2 separate regions of the Homo sapiens genome follow, and region 1 is linked to region 2. Evidence: read pairs that join two places in POLR2A ChIA-PET (ENCODE). Cell type or tissue: HepG2. All regions are shown on one strand. Each heading gives the region's core, and the rest is flanking DNA. Links, peaks and the distances in the headings are about the cores only. Region 1 has its middle 6.3 kb from the start of CYP17A1-AS1. Region 2 overlaps WBP1L (WW domain binding protein 1 like).

The links. Peaks named below come from ENCODE experiments on the same cell type or tissue, not always from the same donor. Only the 100,000 strongest peaks of a DNase experiment are listed, where the experiment ranks them.
Region 1: POLR2A ChIA-PET joins it to region 2 with 5 read pairs; 10 of 35 experiments call an interaction of 5 or more read pairs at or near these places.

The regions. Positions count from the first base shown.
Region 1 is chr10:102,822,856-102,829,939 of GRCh38, forward strand. No RefSeq gene overlaps it. Among named protein-coding and RNA genes, the nearest start is that of CYP17A1-AS1, 6.3 kb to the right of the region's middle. In HepG2, for the core only: no CTCF peak of the experiment used is centred there; no DNase peak of the experiment used is centred there.
Region 2 is chr10:102,773,292-102,780,375 of GRCh38, forward strand. All of the region lies in intron 1 of WBP1L (WW domain binding protein 1 like), which reads left to right. Among named protein-coding and RNA genes, the nearest start is that of WBP1L, 33 kb to the left of the region's middle. RefSeq lists enhancers at 1,785-2,316, 2,849-3,380, 3,381-3,912. In HepG2, for the core only: no CTCF peak of the experiment used is centred there; DNase peaks (open chromatin) are centred at 2,380, 2,970 and 3,890; H3K4me3 peaks cover 1,757 bases.

The sequences.
Region 1 (7,084 bases), core at 1,301-6,300, 49 kb after region 2:
ACACACTCTTTTCTGCCTCTCATCCTCACCAGAGCCTCGGAAGATGGGCAGCGCAGGTGTTAGGTTCCCCCACATTATCCATGGGGAAATTGAGGCTCAGGAAGTTAGTGATGGGCCTAAGATCCAGGGTCAGGAAACGGGAGCTGGGGCAGAGCACCGGGGTGGTCTGGGTCCAATTTATCCGTTGCGCTTCCCACCCCACTGCACGGCCTCTGTGACTGGATCCCCACCCTCCAGAGAAGGGCGCTAACATCTACGAGTGTGACTGCAGAGAGGGCTCCTCATTTGCCTCAGGTTTTGTGGCCACCAGAGGCTGATAGAACATTCACTCACTCTCACCCTCCCACAATAGGGAAGGATTTCCCTCCTGTCAACAAGGAGACTCAGGGGAACTGCTTTTCTTTCTCTTTTTTCTTTTTTTTTTTTTTGAGACAAGTTCTTGCTATGTCACCCAGGCTGGAGCGCAGTGGCGCACTCACTGCCAGCCTTGACCTCCTGGGTTCAATGTGATCCTCCCACTTCAGCCTCCCAAGTAACTGGGACCAGCTGGGACCACAGGTATGTGCCACTACACCTGGCTAATTTTTTGTATTTTTTTGTAGTGATGGGGTTTTACCATGTTGCCCAGCTGGTCTGGAACTCCAGAGCTCAAGAGATCCACCCACCTTGACTTCCCAAAGTGGTGGGATTACAAAGTGCTGGTGTGGTGAGCCACTGTCCCCAGCCCAGGAACTCCTTTTCGTTTTTTGTTTGTCTGTTTTGAGACGGAGTCTTGTTCTGTCTCACAGGCTGGAGTGCAGTGGCACAATCTCGGCTCACTGCAACCTCCACCTAGTTCTAGTGATTCTCCTGCCTCAGCCTCCCGAGTAGCTGGGACTACAGGTGCACGCCACCACACCCCGCTAATTTTTGTATTTTTAGTAGAGACGGGGTTTCACCAAGTTGGCCAGGCTGGTCTCAAACTCCTGACCTCAGGTGATCCACCTGCCTCGGCCTCCCAAAGTGCTGAGATTACAGGCATGAGCCACTTCGCCCAGCCAGGAACTGCTTTTCTTTAAGACAAGCGTGGCCCATTTCTCCTGGGAGGGTTGGCTCTTAATAGCTCACTAGAACTGATTTTTAAATTTTCAGGAATTTTATGAGCTGTTTATATGAAACAGCCAATTTAAAAAACTTAAACCTACAATTGAGTTATATTAAAAACAAAGGTAATAGATACTCAAAACTGATCATTTCCTAGTTATTTTACTACATGTTACTGTTATCTGTGCCCTTGAGGTTATTTACATTTACCTATCAGTATGGTGGAAATACTACATAATGGCATTTACTATGTAATAATAACAACGGTAAAGAACATATAATGCTACTATGTGTCTCTTTCCAACCCTGTTTACTGGCATCACATTGGTAGTTTAAAATTGGTCACGTTGGGAGTATCTACACCACAGTAATCAGCAAACATTACAAATCAAGGCTATTCCGCACACCCCCGCCCCTCCCAGACCTGGTTGTTAAACATTTATTTATCATCACATCACTGGTTAAGGACAGTCTGAGGCTCAGACGGTTAACTGTGGGGTCTTGGCAAAGACCTTCCAGTTTTGTCAAAGATCTGGGCTTCCTTCTGCATAAGGAGATAGAATTTATTTACTATCATTGGGCCAATTAACCAAGTGATTTAGAGCATTTGATTCAGTCCTCTTGAGGTAGGAGGCGGGGCTCGGACATGGAACCAAATTAAGGACTAGCTAAAACAGGTAGGGGGGCAGAAGCAGCTTTCCATGACATGCCTGCCAGTGTGCCATGTCAGTTTACCATTGCCATGGCAAAACCTAGGAGTTACCATCCCTTTTCGTGGCAACGACCTGATGACCTGGAAGTTACTACCCTCATCCTGGAAATCTCTGCATAATCCACCCCTTAATTTGCATATAATTAAAAGTAGATGTCCATATGAGTGCAGCCCTGCCCCTGCGTTGCTCTTCTGGGCACACTGCCTCTGGGTAGCCCTGCTCCACAAGGAGCAGTACCTCTGCTGCTCTGTGCACTGCGGCTTGCTGGCTACCACCACTGCTGCTTGCTGGAATTCTTTCTGGGTGAAGCCATGAACCCTCCTGGGCTAAGCCCCAATTTTAGGGCTTGCCTGTCCTGCATCACTCTTGTTTGTCTACCCTTCTATTTGTCAGGTGCTGATATGCAGGATAAAGAACATGAGAAGGCTCAGTCTTGAACTCCAGAGGTACAGGAGGTGGACAGTGTCTGTGGGGGGCCCCACCCATTTCAAGTCCAGGCAGATGCTCAGATGCCAAGGTTCAGTTTAGGTTCAGTACCAAGGAACAGAAGCTGAGTGCTGAAGAGGGATGGTCATGGTGGACTCAGGAGTCATAAAAAATGTGTCTGAGCCTCAAGGCAGGTGGGTTTAGATCAGTGGTGAAAAGGCCTTCCAGACGGGAGAGCACAGTTTGGGCAGGAGTCAAAGTTCATAAAGTCATTTTCTAAAAGGTCACTCCGCTTGCCTGAAAGGTACTCTCCCGGCCAAATATCCCAAGAGCCCTTCTGCATGACCACAGGGGACAGGTGGGAAAGCATGGCTGGCTCCCCACCATGCACCATTGAAATCTTGAGTTCTGGTCCCAGCCCTGCTGCTACGTAGCTGTGTGATCTGGGGCAAGTCATACCCTATACCCAGCCCACACAATGGCCCTCAGTTTCCTTCAAAATGAAGGTTTAGACAGGACACAGTGGCTCACATCTGTAATCCTAGAATTTTGGGAGGCCAAGGCAGAAGGATCACTAGGGGCCATGAGTTTGAGACCAGCCTGGGCAACATAATAAGATCCCCATCTCTTCAAAAAACTTAAAAATTAGCCAGAGTGGTGGCACACACCTGTAGTCCCAGCTACCCAGGAAGCTGAGGCAGGAAGCTCTCTTGAGCCCAGGTGTTCCAGACTGCGGTGAGCCATGATTGCACCACTGCACTCCAGCCTGGGTGACAGAGTGAGACCCTGTCTCAAAAAAAAAATGAAGTCCGTAGGAGAGCTTGTGGGCAGCTGACCCCAGCCCCCATCACAAGCAGCCTGGGAGAGATGCTGACACCACAGTGAGCCCAAGGGAAAGGCTATACTGGAGTTTGTCCCTTCCCTCTCCCGGTTCCTCTGCCCCCATCAGCTGGGTGCTGGATCGAGTCAAGCTATCCTCAGCTCAAAGCAGAGGGGAATAAGATTGGCTGGAGGAAAGTTAAGTATTTCAGATTTGCTCAGAATTTGAAAGGCTTTTTTTTTTTTTTTTTTTTTTTTTTTTTGAGACGGCGTCTCTCTCACTCACTCTGTCACCCAGTTGGAGTGCAGTGGCACAATCTTGGCTCACTGCAACTTCCACCTCCTGGGTTCAAGCGATTCTCCCACCTCAGCCTCCTGAGTAGCTGGAACTAGAGGTGTGCGCCAACATGCCCAGCTAGAGACGAGGTTTCACCATGTTGGCCAGGCTGGTCTCAGATTCCTGAGCTCAAGCGTTGTGCCCACCTTGGCCTCCCATAGTGTTGGGATTACAGGTGTGAGCCACTGTGCTTGGCCTGAAAGGCATTTTGTAGACTAGTGATGAAGAGATAAGCAATTAGCAGAAGATCTGTGTCCTCTGTGGAAGTGGTGGGTGGGTTTAACTGGGATGGAAAACATCGCAAGTTTGCAAGAATCTCACACAATGTCACTTGAGGACTCGGGGGGGGTGCGCAGCAGTGTGTACAAGATTCACCTGGATAGCCTGTAAAATGCAGATTTCCAGGCCCTGCTCCCAGAGTGTACTCAATGCATGAAAGATAGGGACCAGAGTCTGTGTTCTTAAGTAAGTTTCTCAGATGAGTCTGGCTCAAGGGGTCTGTGAGCCACACTTTGACAGATACTGACCTGGTGCATATTACATCTATCTATATCTGTTTGTCTGTCTATAGGTTCCCATATATCTTCATCTCTTTCTCTCTCTCACTCTGCCCCCCAACACACATATGCACTCTTTCATTCTCCAACTATTGAACCAGAACATTGAATGGCAGGAAAGTGAAATACTAATCCTTCTTCTTCTTTCTTTCTTTTTCTTTAGAGATTGGGTCTTGCTCTAGGATGCAGTGCAGTGGCACGATCTCAGATCACTGCAGCCTCGGCCTCCTGGGGTCCAGCAATCCTCCCACCTCAGCCTCCTGAGTAGCTGAGACTACAGGTATGCCACCATGCCTGGGTAATTTTTTTTTTTTTTTTTGAGACAGAGTCTTGCTCTGTCGCCCACGCTGGAGTACAGTGGCGCGATCTCTGCTCACTGCAAGCTCCGCCTCCCAGGTTCACGCCATTCTCCTGCCTCAGCCTCCCGATTAGCTGGGACTACAGGCGCCTGCCAGCACGCCCGGCTAATTTTTTGTATCATTAGTAGAGACAGGGTTTCATCGTGTTAGCCAGGATGGTCTCGATCTCCTGATCTTGTGATCTGCCTGCCTCGGCCTCCCAAAGTGCTGAGATTACAGGCATGAGCCACCGCGCCCGGCCAATTTTTTTTTAAGTGTTGTAGAAACAGGGCCTCACTCTGTTGCCCAGGCTGCTCTCGAACTCCTGGGCTCAAGGGATCCTCCTGCCTAGGCCCCCCAAAGTGCTGGAATTCCAGGCATAAGCCACCACACTTGGCCTCCTGCAGGCTCTTTAGCAAAGTCCCAGGGTAAATGGCAGATGAAGGCCAAGACCGAGTTAGGGAATAGTAGGGAACGGTCCACTGCCACCTGATTAACAAAGCTCTTTATAAGGAAGAAGGTAGTGTCGTAACTGAAAACCTTGTCTTGCTCCCTATAGGGACGTCTTCTCTCTAAGACTTAGCTAGGCAGGGTATCAGCCATGCTCTGCTGACGTCCTTCTGTCTAGTCAGAGGGGAAGGACTGGGTTGTTGATGACCTGACCCTGGTCTGGCTGGCACCAGGGAGCTGGGGATGGGGCCTCTCTCTAGGCTAAAAGGGTCAGTTTCTTCCGGGATGTCTCAGGACATTCATTTGCAGACTGGCCAATGACCAAGGTTTAAATATACCAGTTTCCAGATATAAAGGAGTCAGGGCTTCATTTTCTAGTGAGGAAGCTTTGTTTTTTTTTTTTTTTTTTTGAGACGGAGTCTCGCACTGTTGCCCAGGCTGGAGTGCAGTGGCGCGATCTCAGCTCACTGCAAGCTCCCCCTCCCGGGTTCATGCCATTCTCCTGCCTCAGCCTCCCGAGTAGCTAGGACTATAGGTGCCCGCCACCATGCCCGGCTAATTTTTTGTATTTTTAGTAGAGACGGGGTTTCATCGTGTTAGCCAGGACAGTCTCGATCTCCTGACCTCGTGATCTGCCCGCCTCGGCCTCCCAAAGTGCTGGGATTACAGGCGTGAGCCACTGCACCCAGCCCTAGTGAGGAAGCTTTTACAGACTTCCTGGGGTTTTTGAGTGGGGAGAAGGAGGTGGAACCCAGGCACTGCTGCAGAAGACAGCTGTAGAAGCCCTTACCTGGCAGTGTTTACCCCAGGGAAGGGTGAGGAAAGGGGGACACACCAGTCTTGGTCTTTGCAGACCAAGACAGAGGGATGGCAACGGCAGGTCCAGTCTGTGGGTCACATACACTCCCCCAAGGTCGAACCTGTGAGGTAACATGCAGTGAAGCCTATTTGGATCAAAACAAACAACACTTTTGCCCTACTTTCTTTTTCTTTTCCTTTTTTCTTTTTTTTGAGACAGAGTCTTGAACTGTTGCCCAGGCTGGAGTGCAGTGGCGCGATCTCCGCTCACTGCAAGCTCCGCCTCCGGGGTTCACGCCATTCTCCTGTCTCAGCCTCCCGAGTAGCTGGGACTACAGGTGCCTGCCACCACGCCCGGGTAATTTTTTGTATTTTTAGTAGAGACGGGGTTTTGCCATGTTGGGCAGGCTAGTCTAGAACTCCACACCTCAGGCGATCCACCCATCTCGGACTCCCAAAGTGCTGGAATTACAGGCACGAGCCACCACGCCCGGCCTGCCCTACTTTCAAAATATAAACTCAGGCCAGGCTCGGTGGCTCACACCTGTAGTCCTGGCACTTTGGGAGGCTGAGGTGGGATCACTTGAGGTCAGGAGTTCGAGACCAGCCTGGCCAACATGGCGAAACCCCATCTCTGGTAAAAATAAAAAAATTATCCAGGCGCCTGTAATTCCAGCTACTTGGGAGACTGAGGCAGCAGAATCGCTCAAGGGAGGTGGAGGTTGTAGTGAGCTGAGATTGTGCCATTGCAGTCCAGCCTGTGTGAAAGAGCAAGAGTCTGTCTCAAAACACACACACACACACACACACACACACACACACACACACACACAAACAAACAGAAAACAAAAGATAAACTCAATCCTACCACTTCTCACTGTTTCCACTGCTGTGGCCGTGGTTTAACTCATCAACATCTGGCTTTCCTGGACCAGCACAACAGCCTCCTTCCTAACTGTTCTCCTGCTCCCACTCCCATCCCTTAGCAGAACATTCTCCACACAGCAACTACGGCGATCTTTCAGAAATACAAACCAGCTGGGCACAGCGGCTCATGCCTATAATCCAAACACTTTGGGAGGCTGAGGTGGGAGAAGCGCTTGAGCTTAGGAGTTTGAGACCAGCCTAGAAAACACAGCAAAACCCCATCTCTACAAAAAGTAAAACATTAGTCAGGCCTGGTGATGTGTGCCTGTAGTCCTAGTTACTTGGGATGCTGAGGTGGGAGGATCACTTGAGCCTGGGAGGTTGAGGCTGCAGTGAGCCATGATTGTGCCACTGCAATCAGCCTGGCAACAGAGTGAGACCATGTCACTCAAAAAACAGAACAAAAAACAACAACAAAAAAACCCAAACAAAACAAAACAAAAAACAGGCTAGGCGCTGTGGCTCATGTCTATAATCCCAGCACTTTGGGAGGCCGAGATGGGTGGATCACCTGAGGTCAGGAGTTCGAGACCAGCCTGACCAACATGGCAAAACCTCATCTCTACTAAAAATACAAAATTAGCTGGGCATGGTGGCACACGCCTGCAATCCCAGCTATTTTGGAGGCTGAGGCAG
Region 2 (7,084 bases), core at 1,430-6,429:
ATAGAAAGAAGCTGTTGTCAGCAGTCACTTTTTTAGAATATATTGTATTGTACTAGGTGTAATGCCTTGGGTTAAATGCTGCCTTGCACACAAGAATTTATAATCTGTGAGAAGATAAAAATAGACGAATGCTGATTAGAAACACTGTCTTGGGTAGCATCATAAAAGGATGATTCATTAGGAAATCAGGAAGTCTATAATGCAATTTTGATCATTTAGGTTGTATTTTTACAAGTTTTTTTTTGGATTTCTAGTAATTTTGTTGCAATTCCACTTCTGAGATCATCACTGATGAATATTATTTAGAATTATGGGGCCAAGCTTAGTGGCTCATGCCTGTAATCTTAACACTTTGAAAGGCTGAGGCAGGAGGATCACTTGAGGACAAGAGTTCAAGCCTGGACAACATAGTGAGACCCTGTCTCTACAAAAAATAAAAATTAAAAAAACTTAGCTGAGTGTGGTGGCGTGGTGGCGTGTGCCTGTAGTGCCAGCTTTTTGGGAGGATGAGGCAGGAGGATCACTTGAGCCTAGGGTGACAGAACAAAACCCTATCTCTTAAAAAAACAAAACAAAAAAAAAAAAGGAAGGAAGAAAAATATGGAACACTTCATAGCCCATTAGAGCAAGGTTTATTGTGTGTTTTGGTCATAGTGGCATCCCCAGTGCCTAAAACAATGCCTGGCACACTGTAGGCATTCAGTGAGCGTGGAGTGAGTGAATGAATGGTACACTTATGCCATGGCACTCTTTCTGGAGAATTTCAGGTGCCAGTCTGTCTTGTTAGATCAGTGCAGATTACATTGCCCATGAGGGGATGAGGATGCTGTTTCCATCAGTTTGATTGCCAAAGTTAGTGCTGCGTATGTTTTGTGGTTCTCAGTGGTTGCCAGGGAACCGAGGAAGTGAAAGGAAGGGGTTGAAAGCAGCCTCATTGCTGTTCCCTGGGCGGCTGTGCCTTGATGTCCAGCCTTGTCTGTATGGCAGTTTGGCCTGGTTGTGAGAGTGGTGACAAGGCCTGGGATAGACTGACCATGTCTTGAGAATATGTATGTGCTGAAGAATGGCTTCCCAGTCCCCAAACACCGGCAGCAGCAGGAGCCACTTCTTTTACACATCAGCCACCTTTTCCTCTAGCAATGAAGCTGTGATCCATTCTTTCAGTGAGTCTCAAGGAAATGGTTCAGCCAGTTTGGCACATTCATTTTCTTGTCAGGAAAGTCAATGTGACCTTGACCATCATTGGGGACCTGCGGTAAACACGTTGTGTGTCTGGCTGGATTCTAATGATCAAACAGTGCTTTTGGCACCTCACTGTGCTGTACGTGTCATGTGCTCCTAATTTATTGTCCTAGGTTGGGGGTTATAGGTACTAATTTGCAAGAATCATTTCTGACTTACATGGATCATGCCCAGCACAGTGCCACTACCATGGAGGCCTTGGATAAGTATCATGAAAGAAAATTGTTGCAGAAAATGAAAGGAAAGATGAAATATACTTGCTTTGAGTCCTGGACAGTGTAATTAATTTGTAGCTGAGGAAGTTATTGAAAAGTAACTTTTTGTAATCCCAGCACTTTAGGAGGCTAAGGTGGGCAGATCACTTGAGCCCAGGAGTTCAAGACCAGCCTGGGCAACATGGCGAAACCCCATCTCTACACAAAAAAACAAAAATTAGCTGCGCATGGTAGCACGTGCCTGTGGTACCAGCTCCTTGGGAGGCTGAGGTGGGAGGATCGCTTGAGCTCGGAAGGCAGAGGTTGCAGTGAGCCAAGATCATCACACCACTGTACTCCAGCCTGGGTAACAGAGTGAGACCCTATCTCAAAAAAAAAAAAAAAAAAAAAAAAGTAACTTTCGATTTATAAAGCTCCTCTGAAGATTGTTCTCCTTGAGTCATTTCTGGAAATCCGAACCCAAACATGGACCTTTTGTGCTGTGCAAGTGTTGTCTTTGGTAGAGGATTCAGGCCGAGGGAGAGCTGCTGTGACCTCCTGTTTCAGGGAGGGTAGCCAGAAGGGATTTGGCTTACACCACCGACTAGGGAAAGTCAGAGCAGGACACCATCCCCAGGGCCCTTGCTTGTGCAAAGCTTGCGTTAGAGAACTCTTGTCTCCCTGAGCTGAACTTAGTGAAGAAAGCACGACAAACCTAAGGCGGTGAACTTTTCTGAACCAAGAGTTGGTTTAAATATAGATGATCTGCCTTTCTGGCAACTTGGAGGCTGCGGTGGGACTTGTTGTACCTTTTATAAGACAAGTGAGGAAAGATGTTGGCACCTGTACTTGCGCAGTTTGTTTATGAAATATAAACTCTCCGGTGGAAGCGAGGGCTCGAAAGGTCAGTGTCCAAGGTAGCGTGTCGTACCTTAGCTGGGGAAAAGGTGCCTCTCCAAGCCCCCGCTGCGAATTGCCTCATTCCCTAGAGAAAGTTGGGACAGCCAGGCTTCATGTCCTATTATTTACTGAGCACCGACTCTGGCAGGGGTGGGGGTGGAAAAGTTTCTGTGAAACTGACAGACACTGGACTTGATTTTCTTTCCCAGGGAGGAGAAACAATACTCTAGGAGCTACAAAGTCAGTCCTTATTCAGAGCAGTGTTCCTGTTTTCAGCTTTAGAGACTTGATTTATGTACCCCCCAGCCTGCTTAGAGCCAAGGGGTTGCAGCAGCCTGCTCCCATCTGCAGCCCCCACCATCCTCCCACAGTGGGCTCTGGCTCTAGGTGGGTCCAGGGCTGGGCATCGCGGGTCTGCAGCACATCCTCCTCAGTATTCCAGTGCAGCTGTCTGAAGTTTTTTCTGCTGCGCCTGAACTGATGTCATTTCCCCCTTGGCAGACAGCTTCGGCTTTGCTGCGTCTGAGATATGTCACGAGAAGGTGGGGGTGGGCCAGAGCCAGGCAGGGGGAGTAGCGAGGAGAGCAGGAGACAGTGTGCCTGCTCGGTCCCAGGACTCTGTTTACTTTGTCTGCTTTGCTAAAGAAGGCCGGTGAACCAGGACCACCGCACACACAGGCCCACCAGGGGCAATGCTCATTCCAAGACCTTAACTTTTAAGAGCCCTTTGTTCCAACGTTAGTGTGGACGATGCTCTTGCAGGATGCCTTTCCTTTTGGGTCTTAGACAGGTAATTGTTTCTGCACGGATCGGGTTTGGAAGGGAAGAAGGGGTGGGAGCTTGTTTATTGTACTACTGCTTTGGGTGGAGGGAATATTTTAGCAAATGCCTCTCAGTTAGACCAGGCCAGCTCCCACACAGAACTTTCCAGTCTCCCTTCTTGTTTGCTAGTTGCTCCTTACTTTCAGAGCCACCGTGTTCTTAACCCTCTACGTCCCCGAGGTTTCTCTAGGGCTGACCAGTTCTGATTTTCCATCAGACACTGTAAAACTGCTTTGGAAACTTCACGGAGAAACAGCTGAAGAATGGGGCTGGGGAAGGGGAGAGGCAGAGTGCGATTCTTGCTCCAAACCCCTTTTATTCCTTCTCCATTTTGATTTGGCTAGTTAGTGGAGATTTCCTCACAGTCCTCTGGTTCTGAAGGGACTCTGTGTTGGGGGTGGGGTGAGGGCTCCGTTCTTCTTTTAAAGGAAAGGCTTTCTTCCTTTCAAGCATGTGCCTGGGGCTGTGCAGCTGAGGGACGTTCCCGACGCCTCAGGGGAAGGGGTGTGGAATTGACCCCATTTTGGCCTTACTGACCAGTTTTTCAAAAAGACCCCTGTGGCAGAGACTTGATTGCTCGGTGAGCCGCCCTTTGAAGTGGGAGCACTGCATTCATTCCAGCCGGTAAAGCAGTGTGGAATGAGAGAACAGTAGCAAGCCACCAACTGCTGTCTGCTGAGAACACAGCTGTTGCCAACTATTTGTTCCAGGGCTTCTGAGAGTCAGACACCCCCACCCCCTCTTCGTCTGAGAGGCATGTCTGTATCGGAATGTGTAACTGTAACCAGCAGCTGCTGGCCATAAGGGGTGGGGAGGGAGCACACACCCTCTGCTGCCTGTTCCTGGGTGAGGAAAAGCCACAGATGAGCTCACAGCAGAAGCCCTAGAGGGGAGCTGCTAGGGACCACTGGTTGCCCTCACTCTGAGAAAAGTGCTAGGTGGACAACTCTCCCTTGAGTTGCCTACAGTTCTGTTCAAAGGAAGCTCCTCTGAAAAGCCCCAAACATTCCATTACAGCTCTTGTTATCTTCAGAGTGTTGCGTTGACACAGCTGATGGGCAGAGAGGTGACCACTCTGAACATCCCTTCTGCCCCCACAAGAAAGGCTGTCCTTTTTTTTTTTTTTTTTTTTTTTTTTGAGATGGAGTCTCACTCTGTTGCCCAGGCTGGAGTGTAGTGGCGTTAGCTCACTGCAACTTCTGTCTCCTGGGTTCAAGCGATTCTCCTGCCTCAGCCTCCTGAGTAGCTGGGATTACAGGCATGTGCCACTATACCCGGCTAAGTTTTGTATTTTTAGTAGAGACGGGGTTTCGCCATGTTGGTCTGACTGGTCTCGAACTCCTGACCTCCGGTGATCCGGCCACCTCAGCCTCCCGAAGTGCTAGGATTACAGGCGTGAGCCACTGTGCCTGGCCAGAAAGGCTGTCCTTTTAACCTATGGGCAGAGTGAGCCCTGGAGAGGATTTCAAGCAGTGTTGGAAATAGGATGAAGCTGGATGAAGCGTCTCATGCTGTGTCAGCAGGCTGGTAGGGTGAAAACTGCCTAACAGAGTGGAAAGAGTGGGCTGGGAGCTGGAAAGACCTGCGTTCATATCCCAGCTTCCCTGAGGTCTTGGGCAGGCCCTTAACTGTTCTGAACCTCATCTCTGAGGTCACACAGGGATTCCACGAAAGAATGTATGTGAACGTTAGCACCTGGGCTGGTAGAGAGTAGACATAACTCTTACTTTGATCTACTCATTCCCAAAGGATGCAACACTGCAGGGGTGCAGGAAACGAGAAGCGAAGGGACTGATACCTTGACAGGAGCCAGGTGTGCTGGGCAGGAGCCCACAGCCAGGGGAGTGAGCTCTTGCATCTGTAGTCAGTGACTGCCATTGTGCAGTGACGTACAGCTGGGAGGCCACCTCTTACTCTACCGAGACACTGTTAATCTTATATACTGAGGTGGCAAGAGGGCGAGGGCTTGTGTCCAGTTACTTGGACATGTAGTGAGAGAATGAAGCAGTGGGTAGCATTAAACTCTTCAAGGAGAGTGAAGGGTTGGGATGGTTGTTTTGGGAAGGATCTGAGAGGATCAACAGCAGGTGAACCTTTAGCTCTTGTGTCTGAACAGTTGCCTGGTGGAAGGCAGAATTTAGAAGACCTCCGAAGGCCCTTCCTGCCCTAGGCTTCTGTGACTCAAATGTTGCCTGTACAATCTTGGAGTAGTTTTGGTTACATATTTTGTATATTTCTAGTATTTTCTGTCAGACAGTGTAACTATGTTCTTTATTGGAGCCATGTAGCCTTCTAAAGATCACTTGGTGATAATTCTGTTTAAGAAAAAATGACACATAATGCACACACACACACATAAAATTCATCTTTATCGTACATATGTATGCACTTTGATTTATTTTTTTCCCTTAATCCATATGATTGTTTTTTCCCCTTAATCCTGTGTCTTATGTGGTAGGATTATTCTGTTTGTACAGAGGTGCATGCTGAGGCTTAGAGAAGTTAAGCCATTTGCCCAGCATTGCTCAATTGTCTAGAGAAAGGGTAATTGAAGATTTTTGTTGCTGTTTTTTAACTTGAGTCTTTCCCAAATCCTGGATTTTTCTCACTACCTAGACTGTGCGGCTCAATGTCTGAGAGTAGAGTATGATTAATGCATTGTTCTCCTTGGGGCATGTTTCTTTCTAGCCTGCCTAGGTAGGAGATAAAATGCTGCTTACCCCTTAATCCCAGCTTTTCAGGAGGCTGAGGCAGGAGAATCGCTTAAACCCGGGAGGGGAAGGTTGCAGTGAGCCGAGAGGCCCCACCATTGCACTCCAGCATGGGCGACAAGAGCGAGACTCCATTTCAAAAAAAAAAATCATTCTTGTTGAGTCTCGTTCTTGTCACCCAGGCTGGAGTGCAATGGTGCGATCTCAGCTCACTGCAACCTCTGCCTTCCGGTTTCAAGCCATTCTCCTGCCTCAGCCTCCCAGGTAGCTGGGACTACAGGCATGTGCCACCACGCCCAGCTAATTTTTTGGGTATTTTTAATAGAGATGGGGTTTCACCATGGCTGGCCAGGCTGATCTCAAACTCCTGACCTCAAGTGGTCCGCTCGCCTCGGCCTCCCAAAGTGCTGGGATTATAGACATGAGCCACCAGGCCCGGCCAAAAAAAATGTAGATTCTTTATGTCTGGGCCAGGGCCCCAGAATATGCATTTCTGTGAAGTTCCCCAGGTGTTTCTGATCCCGGTTGTTTCCGGCCACACTTTGAGAGACTGTCCTCCAGAGCTGGGCGGCATGGAAATAATTACAAGCCAGCATGCTGAGACTACAACAGAGGAACGCCCAGGGACTGGGAGAGCAGAGCGTGGGGGCAGGTATCTGAATCAGGCTAGGAGAGGCTTTCCTGAGAAGCCGATATCTGATCTGACTCTTGAAGGATGAGGAGGAGAGTTTACCAGACATGTGAGTTGGGGAAAGAGCATTCCGGACAGATCAGGTTGGGAGAGTTGTTTTTGTTTTCTTCTGCAGATGACAAGGGAAGCTGTCATTCATCTCTTGAGTCTTGGCATTGAATTTGCCTGGGGCAAGATAAGGACCTTAGTTCACCAGGTATGGGTGTCTTTTATGGGTACCAAGAAGGAGGAAGACCTCAGGGCCCTTCTTTCTAATAATGAGCATGGCATGATTTCAGTGTCTGTAAAGGGCAGATAAACTGTAGGATTTATTAGTTCTTTCATGCAAGGGACAGTTAGACAGCTCATGGAAGCTACAGTGTTGACTAAAAAAAATGCTTTTTGTGCTTAGATGAGCCAGAGCTCAGAAGAAGATAGTCACCTGGTGAACTTTTTGGGTATGGCACTATATACCAAATTTTAGATATAACAAACAATTAGGCATGCTATCCCTTTATTATCTGACAAGATCAGAAAATAGGTTT